Regions from separate parts of the Homo sapiens genome. Here region 2 is linked to region 1. Evidence: read pairs that join two places in POLR2A ChIA-PET (ENCODE). Cell type or tissue: GM12878. All regions are shown on one strand. Each heading gives the region's core, and the rest is flanking DNA. Links, peaks and the distances in the headings are about the cores only. Region 1 has its middle 200 kb from the start of CXCR4. Region 2 has its middle 61 kb from the start of CXCR4.

The links. Peaks named below come from ENCODE experiments on the same cell type or tissue, not always from the same donor. Only the 100,000 strongest peaks of a DNase experiment are listed, where the experiment ranks them.
Region 2: POLR2A ChIA-PET joins it to region 1 with 10 read pairs; 2 of 35 experiments call an interaction of 5 or more read pairs at or near these places.

What each region holds. Positions count from the first base shown.
Region 1 is chr2:136,316,035-136,324,897 of GRCh38, forward strand. No RefSeq gene overlaps it. Among named protein-coding and RNA genes, the nearest start is that of CXCR4, 200 kb to the left of the region's middle. In GM12878, for the core only: no CTCF peak of the experiment used is centred there; no DNase peak of the experiment used is centred there.
Region 2 is chr2:136,052,342-136,061,204 of GRCh38, forward strand. No RefSeq gene overlaps it. Among named protein-coding and RNA genes, the nearest start is that of CXCR4, 61 kb to the right of the region's middle. In GM12878, for the core only: no CTCF peak of the experiment used is centred there; DNase peaks (open chromatin) are centred at 4,120, 4,860, 5,229 and 7,010; H3K4me3 peaks cover 833 bases; H3K27ac peaks cover 2,305 bases.

The sequences.
Region 1 (8,863 bases), core at 648-8,647:
GGATTGAGAGGCTTGGTTCTGAAATCTGTGTGATCATTGAAATTGCTTGGAGACGCCCTCAAACCTACCATGGCAGAATCTCCGGGGTTTTGGTCCAGAACCTTACATTTTCTTAAAATTCTATGATTCATTCTATACCAGCTGTATTCCAGAACTACTGATTGGGATGCTCTAAGTCTGTTCCAGTGACAGAGGATTAAGAACTCATGAACTCCCAGACATTGTCAAGCAAGAGGATGATGTATAGGACCCTAAACTTTCTTTAGGCAGAGAGAGTCAGAGGAAAGGCAGGTGCACATGAGATTTTCAAAAGGCTGTGTGCTCTGTCAGATGCCTCACAACATTTCCTGGTGTTACATGGGGTGGCTGATATTTTGGTTTGGCTTGATAAAATACTTTGTGAAGTTGCTGGCTTGTTCCAGTTTTGAAATTGTCATGGCATTCATTGCTTCAAAAGCTTCTTCTCTTTTCTCTGTAGATGACTATGCTCTCTTCTGCATCTGAGAGCCCTCTATTTAGTTCTAAAGGCATTCAAGTTTACAACACACGGAGAAAACAACAATCATGCTACATTTTCACTTGTTGAAAGTTCTGAGAATATAAGTTTTTAATGTGTAAATTCTATGACATTTGAAAATTCTTTTTTTTTTAAAGATATTAGCTTAAGAATCACAAGAGATGGTCTCCCTTGATCCTGCCTTAAAGAGGCCTTCAGAGCATTTTATAGACAAGGCCATCTTCCCACTAGGCTATGGCTACAGTGCCAAGGGCCCTCAGGCTTTACAAGGTCTGTGAAAACGGTGCAGGCTGGTGCCCCCTCACTTAGTGCCTTTGTGAAAGGTATGCCCTCTAGGCCCTTTGGGGTAACACAGTCCTGTGGTGGGTTCTCCCATTTTACATAACAAATCCACTTTGAAAATTTCCACTTTTCTGAGCCTTCCATTGCTCTCCTTCTTATTCTGCAAGACAGTTTGGTGCATCTCTTTGCATTTTAGTCTCATCATTGTGCCCAAACTTCAAGGAGCCATCCCAGCAGTGTATTAGGACTGGTTCCAGGTGACTGCATCAGGGTGTCAAATTGGATCCATGGGACATTGCTCTGATGTCAGTAGAATCCCTCCTTATTCAGTCTTACATTCAACTTCCAAGATCCACTCCCATGTGCTCCCTCAGACCCCGCCAGCACACATGGGGAGCTCTTGTAGTGTGAGGTTGTGTATGTTGTTTCCTCCCATGGCAGGGACAATATTTCCTCACTTGAGTTGTGCTTAAACTGACTCTAGTTTTTGGTTTGGAGTGAAGGGAGAGGCAAGGTGTTCTGGAGGAAGATAAGCATCATGGTACAAAGTACCTGCCTCAGGTGAGGTCTTATCCTTGTTTCCAGGTGAGAGGAGGCTGGTTTTTTTCCAGCCAGGGAAAGGGAATGTCTTATTAGTTTAAAGGTTAAAAGGATTCAGAGTGTTCCAAGTTCTCAGGCTCATCTACCCAAACATCCTCATCCTGGGTCTCTAGATCCCATTCTTTCTGTATTAGAACTCTAACTGCAGCACAGGAAAACATTGAAGCTGTGCATTCAGTCTGTGTGACTCTGCTACCCTTCTTTTCAAATTCAGGGTCTGGATTTCAGCACAGCCTGCTCTCTGGCTATAGGAGACAAGTATTATCTCCCAGCTTCAACACTGCGAAGGAGCCATTTTTACTTTCATAGGATGTCTCGAAGTTGTTAGTTGGATAACTTGAGCCTCTTTTTTCTCTTTTTTTCAAAGGGTCTAAAGCCCTTAACAAAAGCTGGATAACTCCATAATTCTTAAAATTACCATTGCCTGGCTGGGCTCGGTGGCTCACACCTGTAATCCCAGCACTTTGGAAGGCTGAGGAGGGTGGACCACCTGAGGTCAGGAGTTCAAGACCAGCCTGGCCAACAGGGTGAAAACCCGTCTCTACTAAAATTACAAAAAATTACAGGTGGCAGGCGCCTGTAATCCCAGCTACTTTGGGAGGCTGACGCAGGAGAATCTCTTGAACCTGGGAGGCAGAGGTTGCAGTGAGCCGAGATCGTGCCATTGCACTCCAGCCTGAGCAACAAGTGTGAAACTCTGTCTCAAAAAAAAAAAAAAAAAAAAATTACCATTGCCCCTACCACTGAAGGGCTCCCACTGCCACATAAGCCAATGCTTCCCATACCACCCATGCTTCATCCAAGTTCCACCTGTGAGAGTTTTAGTAATCATGATGCAATTGCATGCCAGAGTTAATTACCACCTTACTATTAGCAGTGGAGTCTTTACTGCCCTCTGATCCAATTCCAAAATCCCATCTCAAGGGTCTGCTTTTGAGGCCCACTTCTGGTATTCTTTGTCTTAACCTGGGTTTTCCCCAAAAGTGTGAGCCTGAGAGAAGGGCCTGCATTCAGGTAGTTAATTTTAGTAAGTGACTCCAAAGAACAGGTGCCAAGGACTGAGGGGAGAGAGGATAATAGGCAAGGAGTGGGAGTTAATCCAAGAGGGCAGTCATTAAGTTCATGAGCCCATCATCCCTTTGGGAGACTGGAGCTTGATCCCAATGGGGTCCGTCTGAAAAGCTGTGCAGCCTGTGCCTCAGGATGGTCTGCTTGGGAGACACAAGAGAGGGGTGTTTACCCAAGTATCCACTTTCTTCCTTTCTCTATTAGTCAAGGGTTGCTCCATGGTGTGCTAATTCCTCATGCTTCCAAGCTTGTGCATGTTTTAAAAATGCATGGCGTCCCATATGGCGGAATAGAGATATCTGGTACAGCTGCAGCAAGACGTTTTCAGGTTATTCCTGCACTTAACTGTTCCTCGACATCGGCTGGGGTGAAAAGGTGGGCCATGATCACCTGAGGCAGGGCACGGGAGGTATCCTGTCGGGACCCAGCCAAGAACTCATCTGTTAAGTTGAAACCAGGATAGAAAATTAAAAACAAAACACACACACACACCCCACTAATGTGCATCTTATGGGTTGTATGTTACTCTCAATTTAAAAAAAAGTATGCGTGGAAAAAATCTCGTTTCATTTTCTCTCCTTTTATTTTTCTCTAAATGTTTAAACCATGGAGAAAATAAAATACCCCTAGGAGAAAGTCGCTTGTGTTTTCCAAAGGAAAAAAAAAATAGAGTAAAAAATGAAGAAAGGGAAACAAGTGAAAAGCCAGCTGCCCAAAGGACTCAATGGAAGAAAAATCTAACCCCAAATGATGCCTGATTTGTCTTGAAGAAGATACCACATCCCTCTGCTCCATGCCAACGGCTCCTCAGCCCCAGCACCTTTTCAGCCCCAGTGCCTCCTCAGCCTTCAAGTCCCAGTTGATTTCTCTGTGGTTTCCAGCTCCTTCCCCCTTCCTCCACTCCGCAGGGCTGGCCCTCCCACAGAGTTACTGGCTCTGTCATCTGTGCCCCTGAAGCCTTTGACACAAACCTCTGTTCTAGCATCTATCAGCACAGCAGCTCTCTGTTTAACCTTCCTAATAGATCAGGGCCTCCCTATTTTTTTTTTTTTTTAACCATGGGTGCCTTTTCCAGTCCTTTGTATGAGCTCAATTTCTGAGTTTCACTCATTTAGTTATTTAGCAAATGACCTTTCCGGGTCTGCTGTGTGCTGGGCACAGCGAGAGTGTGACACTATTTTATAAGACCCAGGTCCTTGCCTCCGCAGGAGGCAAAGAAATCCACTGGGCAGGTCGGAGAGGTAGCTGATTAAAAGTCCCAGCTCCATTATAAAGCCGGAAATCCTAATTTCAGGTGTTAGACGAATGGTCTTGAGCTGGCAAAACCCATGGGGTGAGCTGTGGAGATAATGATTCCATCAGAGGTGAAGACACAGGGTAGCCTGTGGAGGAGGTGGGTGACCCTCAGCTAGGGACCTGAGCATACACTTCCCACCTCACACAGGCGCGTGCGCGGAGGAAACAGAGCAGCTGTGACCAACCAAGGCCAGCTTGGGCGGGGAAGAGTGGGAAAGGGGGATGGGCTGTCAGATCGCTAAATCCAGTTGCATCCAGAAAGGACGAACTTGCTGGGTGCCCTATTAGGACAATAGTTCTGAGGACCAGAAGCAATTTAAGCAAAGTCTGCATTACCTGGCCCAACCCGTGTTTCCCCCACAGACTTTACTCCCTCCCCACCTGTTGTCCATCTTGGATCAAACTGACCCCTAGAATAAAAGTCAGCATGTGGATGTAACGGGCTGGGGCTGCCCACAAACCGGCCCTGTGAGTGCTTTGGAAAAAAACGCCTTGCCAGGAAAGAATGATTCAGAGACATCAGGGCTTCCACTCTCAATCTCAGGTCTCAGGGCAGTTTCAGGTCTAGGTCAAGAGTTGAAACAGCCCAGACAAACCATCCTCAGCTCCCTCAAAGTGAGGCTGCTCTGAACCTGTCTGAGGTTTCTGGTCAGGCCTGTTCAGAAGCTTGACTAGGCCTCACTTTTCCATTGGCGGCATGTTCTGTTAATTTGGAAATTTTCATGAATTATTTTGAAAGCATCCATGACTGGGGGGAAAGAAGTGGATGCCTGATTTGTCACTTTTATTTTTTCATTATTATTGTTATTTTTTGAGACAGTGTCTAGCTCTGAAGCCGAGTCACTGTCTGGGGTAAATGACCGAGATTCGTTGTCTCACGGCCATGGAAAACTAGGACGCAGACATACAAAGAGTGAGGTTCAGAGCGGAAGTTTAATAGGCAAAAACCCCGTTTTCTTTCTTTCTTTCTTTCTTTTTTTTTTTTTTGAGATGGAGTCTCGCTCTGTCGCCCAGGCTGGAGTGCAGTGGCGTGATCTCGGCTCACTGCAAGCTCCGCCTCCCGGGTTCACGCCATTCTCCTGCCTCAGCCTCCCGAGTAGCTGGGAGTGCAGTGGCGTGATCTCGGCTCACTGCAAGCTCCGCCTCCCCGGTTCATGCCATTCTCCTGCCTCAGCCTCCCGAGTAGCTGGGACTACAGGCGCCCGCCACCACGCCCAGCTAATTTTTTTCGTATTTTTAGTAGAGACGGGGTTTCACTGTATTAGCCAGGATGGTCTCGATCTCCTGACCTCGTGATCCGCCCGGCTTGGCCTCCCAAAATGGTGGGATTACAGGCGTGAGCCACCGTGCCCAGCAGAAAAAAAACAAAAACAAAAACCCGTTTTCATGGTAAAGGTTAAACTTTACCATGTTACCCAGGCTGGTCTCGAACTCCTGTGCCCAAGTGATCCACTTGCCTCGGCCTCTCAAAGCACTGGAGTTACAGACATGAGCCACTGCCCCCAGCCATCACTTGAATTTTTTGTTTAACTGAGGTCAATTTACATGACACACAACTAAGCATTTTTTTTTTTTTTTTTTTGAGACGCGTCTCACTCTGTCGCCTTGCTGGAGTGCAGTGGTGCTATCTCGGCTCACTGCAACCTCCGCTTCCTGAGTTCAAGCGATTCTCCTGCCTCAGCCTCCCAAGTAGCTGGGAATACAGGCACATGCCACCATGCCCAGCTAATTTTTGTATTTTTAGTAGAGATGGGGTTTCACCATGTTGGCCAGGATAGTCTCAATCTTTTGACCTTGTGATCTGCCCACCTTGGCCTCCCAAAGTGCTGGATTACAGGCATGAACCACTGCACCTGGCCCAAAACTAAGCCTTCTTTTTTTTTTTTTTTTGAGATGGCGCATCCTTAAGTGTACAAGGCAGTGACATTTAGTACATTCATAGTGTTGGGCAATCTGTATCTGGGTCCAAAACATTTTTGTCACCCCAAAAAGTTATCCCATATCCATCAAGCAGTCCCTCCCATTTCTCCCTCCTACAGCCGCTGGAATCACCAATCCACTTTCCATCTCTACAGATTTAACGATTCTGGATACATCACGTAAACACATTATACAACAAATGGCCTTATGTGTCTAGTTTCTTTCACTTTGTGTAATATTTTCATGGTTTATCCATATCGTAGCATGGATCAGAACTTTATTCCTTTTTTTTTTTTTTTTTTTTTTTTGCGATGGAGTTTTGCTCTGTCGCCCAGGCTGGAGTGCAGTGATGCTGTATTCATCCATCACTTTTATTTTTTGCCACCTCTTAATATCTTGGATGTTGAGGCATCTGAAGATGAAACTGGGTCACAGAGTCCCTCCTGTGTTCTTCGAAAAGGAAGCAACTTGTAAAGGAAGTGAGGACAACCCAAAGTGCAACTCCCTAAATTCGGTACCTTTAGGTTAAACACACATTTAGCTGGTTAGGAAAGTCTCCTTCTGACTCTGCTGTGAAGGAGACAAGAGAGATCTTTGATGTATTTATTTACTTTCTTGCTTAAAATAAAGCACTGAGCTTGAATTCCCTAAATGGGTCTCTCTTCTCTGATTAGACAGTTTTCTTAATGCTATAAAGTGGACTTTTTGGGCAGGATAGAAATACGATGGGTGAGTTCAGTTCTCCAAATCTTGAAGTATAAATACAGCAGGGCTTGAACAATGAGATGAGAGACAGACATCTGCTGTGGGGCTTGGTGTTTGGGTTTGGCTTGTCTCCACCCTTGGGGTTCAGCCTCCACCTTATCACCAGCCCACCATTTGTGCTCACAGACCTGGGGTCCAATCAAGACAAGAGAGCTCCTTTTTCTCTGATCTCTTTCCTTACCCAGCCACAAATTACAACAGAGGAGAAGAGATAAAGAAGAGGAACCTAACAGTGTGTTTGCCACCCAGTGACAAGAAAGCGGCATGAGAAGGGCAAATTGATGTACAGTTAGACCTGGCTGGGAGCAGAGAAAGCTCTCTTTCCTTGTGGGGGACTCACAGTGTGAACCTGCTAATGCTGAGGGACCAGCCAGGGCAAGCGCCCCTTTGACTTTATTCCCAGAGGATGGACTCCCGGATATCCAGGCTGAATTTCACTAGCAGATTTTTCTAGAATTTTCCCCAGAGTCCATTTACTTGAATTAGAGTACTTACAGTGAAGCTGGGGTCTGAACCTGTTAATTAAATGCGATTGGTGGAAACAACAGCTTTATGGGGCTACGGCAGAATTGGTGGATGGATTTCTCCACTCTGAATATAACTCTGGTTTTATTCTAGTATTCCTGTCACTCTTAGCTTTGAGATCCTGTTGGGGTCTTAGCCTTTTTCTGGGACAGCCTATAAGCTTCCAGCATTGCTTTATCCCCAACCTCATACTGAAGTGGTAGAAAAAAGGGAAAACAAGAAGCAGGAAACTCGAATTTTAGATCCAGTTCCTGCCATGGGCAAGTCATTACCATCTCAGTGTTGTGATCTCTAAAATGAAACAGGGAGGGGAGACGTTTGCCCAGGTGTGTTCTGTATATACCACTTCTGTGTGTCATTGTTTGAAGGATGACCTGGGGGAGGCTTTGGTCCCCACCCCTTTCCAGCCTGCTGATTACTTGGATAGAGGAAGACCTCAGGCAAAGAAATGCAGATAAGTCAGGAAGTGTAAGGCCTGAGGGCATGGCTTACACACATGGCATGAATTTCCCTAGTGTTCTGCATTTAGGATGCTATCAATTTTCACGTTAAAAATCACAGTAAAATGGAACAAAATGTTAATTTTTGTGGTTATTGTTGTTTTTTGAGACGGAGTGTCGCTTTATCACCCAGGCTGGAGTGCAGTGGTGCAATCTTGGCTCACCGTTCATGGCAACCTCCGCCTCCCGGGTTCAAGCGATTCTCCTGCCTCAGCCTCCCGAGTAGCTGGGACTACAGATGCCCGCTACCATGCCTGGCTAATTTTTTGTATTTTTAGGAGAGACGGGGTTTCACCATGTTAGCCAGATGGTCTCCATCTCCTGACCTCGTGATCCACCCACCTCGGCCTCCCAAAGTGCTGGGATTACAGGCGTGAGCCACTGCACCCGGCCCAAAAAGTTAATTTTTGCTCTTTGTTGTTTTTGTTGTTAGTTATGGTTAGTTGTTAGTTAGTTGTGCTTCCCCACTCCTCCACCCCCACCCTTGGCAAATAGTATAATGACTTAACAAAGAAGGAAGTTCACTTTTATTTCACACAACAGACCAAAGTGGTCCAGGGCCCGAGGGTTGACTCTGCCATTGTCCGCACCCAGCTTCCACCTTCGGTCTAGGATGGCTGCTTTAGGTCTCGTCAAGACCCAGGCAACAAGGAAGGAAAACGGCTCAGAAGAATAGGGTCTGGAGGCAGGGAGCATAAGGCCGATTCATGTTGCAGTTCTAGAAATAAATCAAACGGAAACACCTCAGCTATGACAGGAAATATCCTCTCCATTTACATAGGGTGTACACTGAGTAAAGGAGTTTGTAACTTTACTTCATCCACTTCATTTACAAAGGGCATACACCAAGTAACCAATGAAAACCTCTAGAGGGTATTTAAACCCCAGAGAATTCTGTAATTCCAGAGAATTCCAGAGAATCTCTGAATTCCAGAGAATTCAGCCCCTAATGATCAGACCACTCCCACCCTGTGGAGTGTACTTTCGTTTTCAATAAATCTGCTTTTGTTGCTTCATTCTTTCTTGCTTTGTGCATTTTGTCCAATTCTTTGTTCAAGATGCCAAGAACTTGGACACCTTCAACTGGTAACAAAATGGCAAGAGGACACTCACACCTTCCTTAGTAGGATATGATCTGGAAGTGGCACATATTCTACTCGTTTCATTACAAGATTTAGTCACATGGCAACATATTAAGCTGCAGAAAGGCTATAAAATGTTGTCTGTAGCTTGGCTATGTGCCTAATTAAGATTCAGGGCTTTGTTTTAGAGATGGGGAGAATGACTATTGGTGGACCATGCTATTCTCTGCCAGTAGGCTCATTATTTTCCAAAATGACTTGTGTCGAAGTTTAGTGCCACTAAAATTGCATGGTCATGCCAGTTTAAC
Region 2 (8,863 bases), core at 418-8,417, 260 kb before region 1:
TCGGGACAATGGAGAAAAAAAATTGGCTTTGCCTCTGCATTGTGTGTCTAATCCTGGTTCTGATAGCCCTTTACAAAGTTCCAAAAAGTGAAAAGCAACCGTGGAAACACCTGTTGGAAACCGTTTTTGAGCTGTCCACGTTGGTACTGGCTGGTTTCCTCTGGGAGGCTGAGTGCTCAAAGCATCAAGAAGGCCAGAACAGAGAACAGAATTTGTACTCCATCATCTGTGAAGGCTTTACTCTATTTCAGTAGCTGTGAATAAAGGGGCTTTCCGTAAACATACGTTATGACCATAGATATCAGGTTGACTAATACAATTCATGGCTCTGGCGCTCTTCCTATAATCCACCTGACTCGAATACTCAGGGTGTGCCTTTTGGTGAGTTCATATGTTTGAGCAGTCAAAGCTTTATAGTCCTCACCAAAAAATATGTTTTTGACTTAATAGTTTTTAGATAAAAAATTTTCACAATGGATGAAGTAGTCTAAGACATTGATAAAACAAAATTATGTTAAAAAGTTCTCGACCTTCCTGCTCTTTTATGTTTTTCTCGCTAATCTCACACCTTGCTAATCTCTCACACCTCCTTTACAGAGGTGTAAATTATCTTCTTTTGGGTGCATGTACATCAATTGACACATTTATTTAAATTTAAACTCAGAGAAAAAATGCACTAGCTTTTGAGTTTAGAGTCAATGTGAGACCTCAGGTCCAGAGAGGTGAGCGGCAGTGGAAGAGGTGATAAAAGACTGATTCTGTGCTACTTTTATCACCTCTCTGGGCTTGAGCTCCTAATCTGTGAAGGGAGGCAACTATCCTAAAATTATCTTTAGGATGATTCATTACAGCTGTAACATGCAATGATTCTATTAAGAGTCTACTGAATAAGGCTAAAGCTATTCATTATTTTTTTTCTAAGAAGTTTTTTAAACTCTTAAAATGATTTCAAAGGAACAAATCCCTTGTAACTTGTAACTTCAAAAAGATTTTGAGTAATTGCTTTTTCATCACAATGTTTTCTTTAGGCAATGTACTTCTTGAACAACCTCTTGCTATATTCCTTTGGTGCTTGGTTTCTCTTTTAAAATAGTGATGCCTGCGACTGCCTATAATAGAGCAGCCATTTTTAGTTACTACTGAGGCCAAGCCTTTCTTTGTTGAAAATAGTTTTATTTTTTATTTTTATTTTTTGAAACGGAGTCTCACTCTGTCGCCCAGGCTGGAGTACAGTGTCGAGATCTCAGCTCATTGCAAACTCTGCCTCCCGGGTTCAAGCAATTCTCCTGCCTTGGCCTCCTGAGTAGCTGGGATTACAGGCACATACCATCATGCCTGGCTAATTTTTGTACAGTTAGTAGAGACAGAGTTTGGCCATGTTGCCAGGCTGGTCTCAAACTCCTGACTTCAGGTGATCCACCCACCTTGGCTTCCCAAAGTGCTGGGATTATAGGCATGAGCCACTGTGCCCAGCCCCCTGAAAATGGTTTTAAATGCATATTTCAGTGTGTAGATTATAGTGAAGCCTGAGGATTTGTTTAAAATATAAACATGATGCAAAAATTGATTTTAGATTTCGCCAGCATATTGTTGTTAATTGGTAGAAGCATTAGAATTGTATGATAATATGTTTACAAAGTTCATGTCAACTTTTATGGGAAAGCTGTGCATTCTTTTGTAGAAGACCTTATGAACCTCAAGCTTGTAAGTAATAGCTATCTTTTGTAAATAAGTTCTAGCTGTGTGCTAAGTACTTTATGACACCTGAGAGAAACTCAACTCATGATGATGACAGGGATGGTGAAAGTTGCTACATTAATTGAGTGCCTACTGTGTGCCAACAAGTGATTATATCCAGCATTATTTCTAACTGTTTCAATGTTAATATGAAGAAAGCATTATTAGCTTCATTTAACAGATAAAGAAATTGAGACTACTGAGACTCAGCAACGCTGGGGAGTAACACTGGCATTTGAACTCAGGTCTGCCAGACCTCTTCCACCATGCTAGGCTGAAAGGCTTTTCTGCTGATGGCTTTTGCAAAAATCATTCATGTACACTAGGAGGCCTAGGTGTGCAAAGCTATAAGATAAGCCATCTGAATGAAAGCTCCATTTTAGTAAAAAAGAAAACACTAGAAGAAGGGGGACATGAATAATAATAGCAAACACTTGTAAAGTCCCCCTTTGTATGAGATACTGCTCTAAGTGCTTTGTGACTACGAACACATTTAAAGTTGATGACAACTTTATGGGATAGGTGCTTTCATGGTTACCCTGGGCTTCCAGATTAAGAAACAGAGACAAAGAGAGGTTATGCAGCTTGCTCAAGGTCACCCAGCTAGTAAGTGGTAGAGCTGGGATTTGATCTCAGTAAATTTGGCTCCAGAGTCCATGTTATTAACCCCCTCACTCTGCTACCTTTGTCTTATGCTTAATTCCTATTATCAGGTAGGAATCTAATGGCAGGTCCTGCTGAGCCACCTGTAAACCAGCACAAGAAGGCATTTGAAGATCCCTTACATGTCCATATTATTTCTTGCTTGGAGTGGAAGGAAGGAGTATTGCCCCGCCTGTGGCTGGAAGAAGGCTGAGTAGCCATACAGTTCCAAAGCAACACCGTCTTCCTCTTCTGGGTGGGTTGGGTAGGGCACCATGATGATAACCTCTCTTTCTACATCCAGTCCCCTCCACATGCTCCCCTCCATAGCCTTAAAACAGGAAATAACCAGCACCCCAGTGATTTTTGTGGTGGTGGTTACTAGGTATACATAAGTATAAGATATTATCTCTAACCTTTAGGCGTTCATTGGCCAGTCACTGAAAGAAAGGAAAAAAAGAAAAAGAAAAAAGGAAAGAAAGGAAGAGAAAAATAGAAGGAAAGAAAGAAAGGAGAGAAGGAAAGAAGAAAGGAAGAAAGGGAGAAAAGAAGAAAAGAAGAAAGAAAGGCCAGGCACAGTGGTTCATGCCTATAATCTCAACACTTTGGGAGGCTGAAGTGGGAAGATCACTTGAGTCCAGGAGTTCGAGACCAGCTGAGGCAACATAGGAAGATCACAGAGTCTCTATAAAAAATATTTAAAAATTAGCTGGGTATGGTGGCACACATAGTAGTCCCAGCTACTTGGGAGGCTGAGGCAAGAGGATTGCTTAAGCCTAGGAGGTCAAGGCTGCAGTAAGCCATGATTGTACCACTGCATTCCAGCCTGAGTGACAGAGTACAACCCCATCTCAAAAAAAAAAAAAAAAGAAAAAAAAAAAATAGAAGAAGAAGGAAGGAAATGAAATAATTACACAGCATTAAGGCCAATGTGATGAAGAACCAATGTGGGCTATAATTGCCCAGGAGGGCTTCCCTGGAGATGTGGGGTTAATCTGAGCCATGAAGAATGATTATGGGTTGGCCAGGCCAGTTGGGGAGGGAAGGATGGCCAGAGGTAGAATGAAAGGGAGAGGACAGAGAGGCGCCATGGCTGAAGGGACACCATCCTTCCTTCCTCTCCCGCTGCATCCATATGACTTGTGTCCTGCTGCTGCTGAGTGCCAGTGGGTAAATACCTTCTCTAGAGCCCCAGCCCCTCCTTCGGCTCAAAAAGGTGAGTAACTAACATACTTCTTTGTGAAAAATGGGCGATCTAGACCTTATGAAACATTAATTTTCTAGTGTGTTCTCTATGAAGAAATGAAAACTCTGTATTTGAAGAAAGTCAAGGAAGTAGCTACAATACAGCCAAGCATTAACACAATGCCTGGATGGTTAGAAGTCTCAGGCTATTTAAAGACCCAGTAATTAACATAGTGCAATAACATAAAATAGGAAGGGCTACAGTTTACTCTGCACACAAGAACTCTTGGCAGCCACATGATTCCTTCACAAAAATACAATGACCAGTAAGTTCTGCAGATGAGTTTTCTCATCTATAAAATGGGTATAGTAACTGTATCCACCTCACTAGGTTGTTGTAAAGATTAAATGAGTTAATATACACAAAGTGCTTAGACCAACCCCTGCTGACTTATACACTGAGAAATGTTCTTAGGACAAGATGCTAGTTAGCTACAGAAGTGACACAGACCACATGTGAAGTGTGTGTTGTAAGTGGTAAATTTCAGAAATGGGTCCCAGAGGGGCAGATTCTTTTCCGAGGCATAACGGGTGATATGTAGGAGAAGACATGCTAAAGCTCCATTTCTTTTCGGTTGTAAAATGAGTCACCTTTTCTAAGAAGTGTTACATAAACCAGGTTTGGTTCATTTGAGCACGGTGTGGTATATAAGAAATAGAATTTGCTTTATTTTAAACCGTTTTTTTTTAACCAATTGGTAGTTGTTTAACAAAGCTTTTTAATATTTGATGTGAAGCAAAAACCAATGAAAGTCTATAAAAAATAATCCCAATATGATGACTCAGTAGCTCTCATTCTATTTGAAAGTGATCTGCACTTGGCAGGGGGTGGTGGGGGGAATGAAATCAGAAGGATTACAAGGGAGCTTCAATTAGATCTGTAACATCTTATTTTTTAAAATAAAAGAGAGCAAAAAGGCATAATACTAACATTTATTTAATCTGGGCACTATTAGATTATTTCCTTTGCTATTCTGCATGTTTGAAAAATTTTATTTTTCATCTAAAGAAATGTAGCCTTCAGCTCATTTTCCTCTCACCATATAGCTAACTTTACACTATATTCCTGCTCCCTACCCCCACTTTGGTTCCACAGATCTCTTCATCCCTTCTAGAAACAGTAGAATGTTTTGCATCTGTCTCTTTGGGGATTTCCACTTCAGCCTGACCAGTTTCGGTAAATGCTAACTCCATTTTTCCTTTCATCTCAGCCAGCACACTTTGTAGCGACTATTCACAGGTCTTCTGAGGGTGATATATCTGCGCCCCAGTGTCACAGCAGACACAAAATCTAGTAAAAATGAAATTTCAAGGGTGGCCTTGATCAGTATGAGTGTCAACACTAGGGACAGCAGTGGATAAGTGTGGGTAGAAGCATTGAGGGAGTGAGACAAAGGTGGAGATGAGGAAAATGTCACAAAAGGGCAGAGGCTGACAGTGGGGGCACTTGGCAGCCAGTTTCAGGTCTACCCCTGTTGCCTCGGAGATGGGAAGGCAAGTAGGAGGCAATGTGTTGATTGTATAAGAGCTTGTCAGATGACTTGTTAGCCCAGCTGGCCATCTACCTGATGCTGACTTGGGTCAACATGCAACTAGAACTTGGTTTCTGTAGAGGAATAAGGTCCCCTGAGTTGCAAGACTGTAGGAATAGCTCTACCGTGCTGGCAAATCTGTAACTAGCAATGAGTCCAGTGGGTCCTACCAAATGCTTATCGACTAATTAGATGACTGATTTAGTCTGTTTTGTACAGCTACAAAAGAAATACCACAGATTGGGTGATTCATAATGAATAGATATTTATTGGCTTTTGGTTCTAGGGGCTGAAAATTCCATTATTGAGGGGCTGGCATCCGGTAAGGGCCTTCTTGCTGCATTATCCATGGTGAAAGGGCAAAGAGAGGGAGGCAGTGAGGGAGGGAAGGATAGAGAGAGAAAGAAAGAGGAAGATGTGCAAAATAGAGCTGAACTTCTCCTTTTATAAGGAACCTACTCCCATGACAATGGCACTAATTCATTCAGGAGGGCAGAGCCCTCATGGCCTAATCCCCTCTTAAAGCACCCACCTCTTAATACTGTTACAATTGCAATTAAATTTTAACATGAGTTTTGGAGGGGACAAATGTTCAAACTATAGCAATGACCATTGTCAGTGCTGATGCCACCCATAAATACTAAAATTGATAGTAGCATTTTAGTATATATAGACTTATTTATGTCCCTGTTTCCCCTGTTGCACAGACTGACTAGGGGCTGTGCTCCCTGGCTGAAATGTTAGGACCTGTGGAAGCATGCTTTAAAGCTTGTCTTTCCCCCTTCACCAGATCAGTTTTCCATTGAGTTCTCATGGTGAATCCTTTTTAAAATGTAAGGTCCTGAAAGAAAGAATCCATGTGTTCTCAAGTTCTTGTATGCCCTGCCAGGACCTGTGGGCTTTCAACAAAAGTCATTTGAGGAGTTCCATTAGGTTGGCAGATACAAAAAACAGCTGTGCTTTCCAGAGAGAGAAATCTATGACTGCTGAAATCTGCTATCTTTGACTCTGCCTTTGCCTTTTATCTTTTCCTTTAGATAACAGGCTTTACTGTTTTGCATTTTACAGTCATATAAACTAATTCAGGATCACCCTTTGGCTGTTTTGCCATCTCAATGCACTCAATTTGAGTTGCTCCCTTAAAATAGCTGGCTTCCAATTCTTTAATCATGAATTCCAAATGACATCTTAAACTTGCTTGAGAAAAAGTTGAAAAGGACATTTTTGGAAATGTACAAATTGTTACTTATTGATTTACTTTTATTCAATAAAAATATGAGAGGCCGTGCCTTGGCTGATCCTGATCAGTTGCTTACCCATCTCTCTCTCTTCCTCAGTTTCTTTCTATGCAAAATAGAGCCAGTAATGGTACTTATAGCTTGCCATAGAGATTAAAGGTTTAACATAAAACACTTTCCCTTAAGAATATGACCATCTAGTTGGGGAGATGTTGACTATAAATAGATGTTAAATAAGGAAACAAAGCTGAGTTGCTAAGTGAGTATATGGATGGCAAATGCTCTGGAGCAGTTAGCCCTTCTCTCTAGCTGAGTAATGATTTCTCCATGAAGTCCTGTCCTTGTTCTACTGTCAGACTAGGTGGAGCCTCCTGCAGAGCTTCCACTGGCTGGCTGGACTCCCAGCTCATCCAAAGACCCCACCTGTTCCCAGTTCTGCCTAAGCAGCAGCATTCCTGGCCAAGCCCTGAGCTTCAAGGCTGATGGTGTCCACTTCCCCTTCAACCAGCACAGCTCTCTCCTTCTCTAAGAAAAGTGCACCTTCCTCTCATTCTTACATAAGGCTTGTCTAGTGAGAAAGTCCCTCTCTGGGTTGCCAGAGGCAAAAGTCTTGGTTGTTCTTTACTAAAAACTTGTAACCAGCTGCAACCATTAACAGATGTCAGACTGAGAACACCCATTAGAGAGTGCAGAGCTAGCGAAGGGTGAAGGGTTTTTTTTTTTTTGCCCCACTCCTGGAAAAGGACAATCAGCTTTTGACATTAGTCAGGAACTAAGCCCCTCTATAGTCTAAATTTATTTAACCTAAATTTATTTTAGTTCTTTCTCTTACTCTTGTCTTTGAGGTTGCCAATTTTAGATATACCTACAGTTTGCCCTTTAAGCCCCAATTGTATGTACTTTTATTTTCTTTGCTTAGCTAGTCATTTTATTCTCTATGATATTTCTTTTTCCCTTTTTTCTTTTTTGAGATGGAGTTTCACTCTTGTTGCCCAGGCTGGAGTGCATTGGCGTGATCTTGGCCCACTGCAACCTCCACCTCCCTGGTTCAAGTGATTCTCTTCCTCAGCCTCCAGCGTAGCTGGGACTACAGGTTCATGCCACCACGCCTGGCTAATTTTCATATTTTTGGTAGAGACAGGGTTTCACCATGTTGGCCAGAATGGTCTTGATCTCCTGATCTTGTGATCCGCCTGCCTTGGCCTCCCAAAGTGCTGGGATTACAGGCATGAGCCACCATGCCAAGCTCCCTGTGATATTTCTAAACATATTCTCAGTAATCTCTAATGCTCACTGCAGGACAGTCTGTGCCTATATTGTTATTGCTTGCTATAATGCAGTTTCTGCCATCTTCTTAAGGTTACAGAATGAACCAGCCTTGTTTAGGATATTTGGAATGACAGATATTAGGTGAGTTTCTTATCACCGCGAGGCATTGGAAAGGTAAGGTGAATGACAGGTACAATCTGAAAATTAAACAGTTTGTAGCACTTGTTTTTTAATCAGAGTTCAGCAAGAGTACATGATGTTTCCCATGGAGCCTCAGCATCAGGCGAAGGCATAGAGCTGTCACTCAACCACACGATGGCTATGAAACAAAAGACTCTTCCAGTTTATTAATTTAAATAGGCAAAACGAGCCAATTCCTGGCCCCGTTGTAATACAGAGTAGAGATAATGTACACATCCCAGACTCCCAGGAACTGGAAGGAGGCCATCCTGGGAGAGTGGGACTGTATCTCACCATTAATGCCCCACCCCCCAACTCCCAAATATGGGCAAACTCTGGTTAAAACAAACATCAAGGACAAAGATGTCTCAGAAAGGAAATGAACTGAGAAGCCCGGGCAAAGCCTCCTCCATCCAGCTGCCTGGGAGGGAGAGAGGTGGTGGTGGCCAACATGTGAGTAGTTCTTTCTCTCTTCCCTTCAGAGCCTCCATGGGAGGTCTGGATTCAGGGTATTCAGTTTCTACATATTTTGACAGGGTGTGTCAGTTCAAAGGCATAGAGCAGAGCTTTAGCACGGGGGAAATTGAGGTCATTAACGTATTCCAGCTCACACATTGGAAAGCCCACAAGATGATTTGCATGCCTAATGACTGTGCTCAAGTCCCACTGCCCCGGTAGACGTTTCCCCTGATGCCTCCAAGCCTTATCTGATCTCTTCCATTCCTGATCCCCTCTATTATCTGATGGGAATCATATACCCCATGCTCTAGTTATTCACAGTTCCATCCCTGGAAGTGCTCATGGTCAAGTTGGCTTAGCTATTGTACATAGGCCGCTCGCTTGTGTACAAATCACTGCTCCCCAGCCAGATTATGAATTCATTGAATGCAGGCAGGATCCCTATTAGTCTTTGTATTCCTGAAGCACCTAACACAATGCCTAGGGGAGTGAGGCAGAATTACAACATTAATCCCTGTCTCCCAAATAAGACACCTTGAATGAGAGACGGAGGAATAGAGA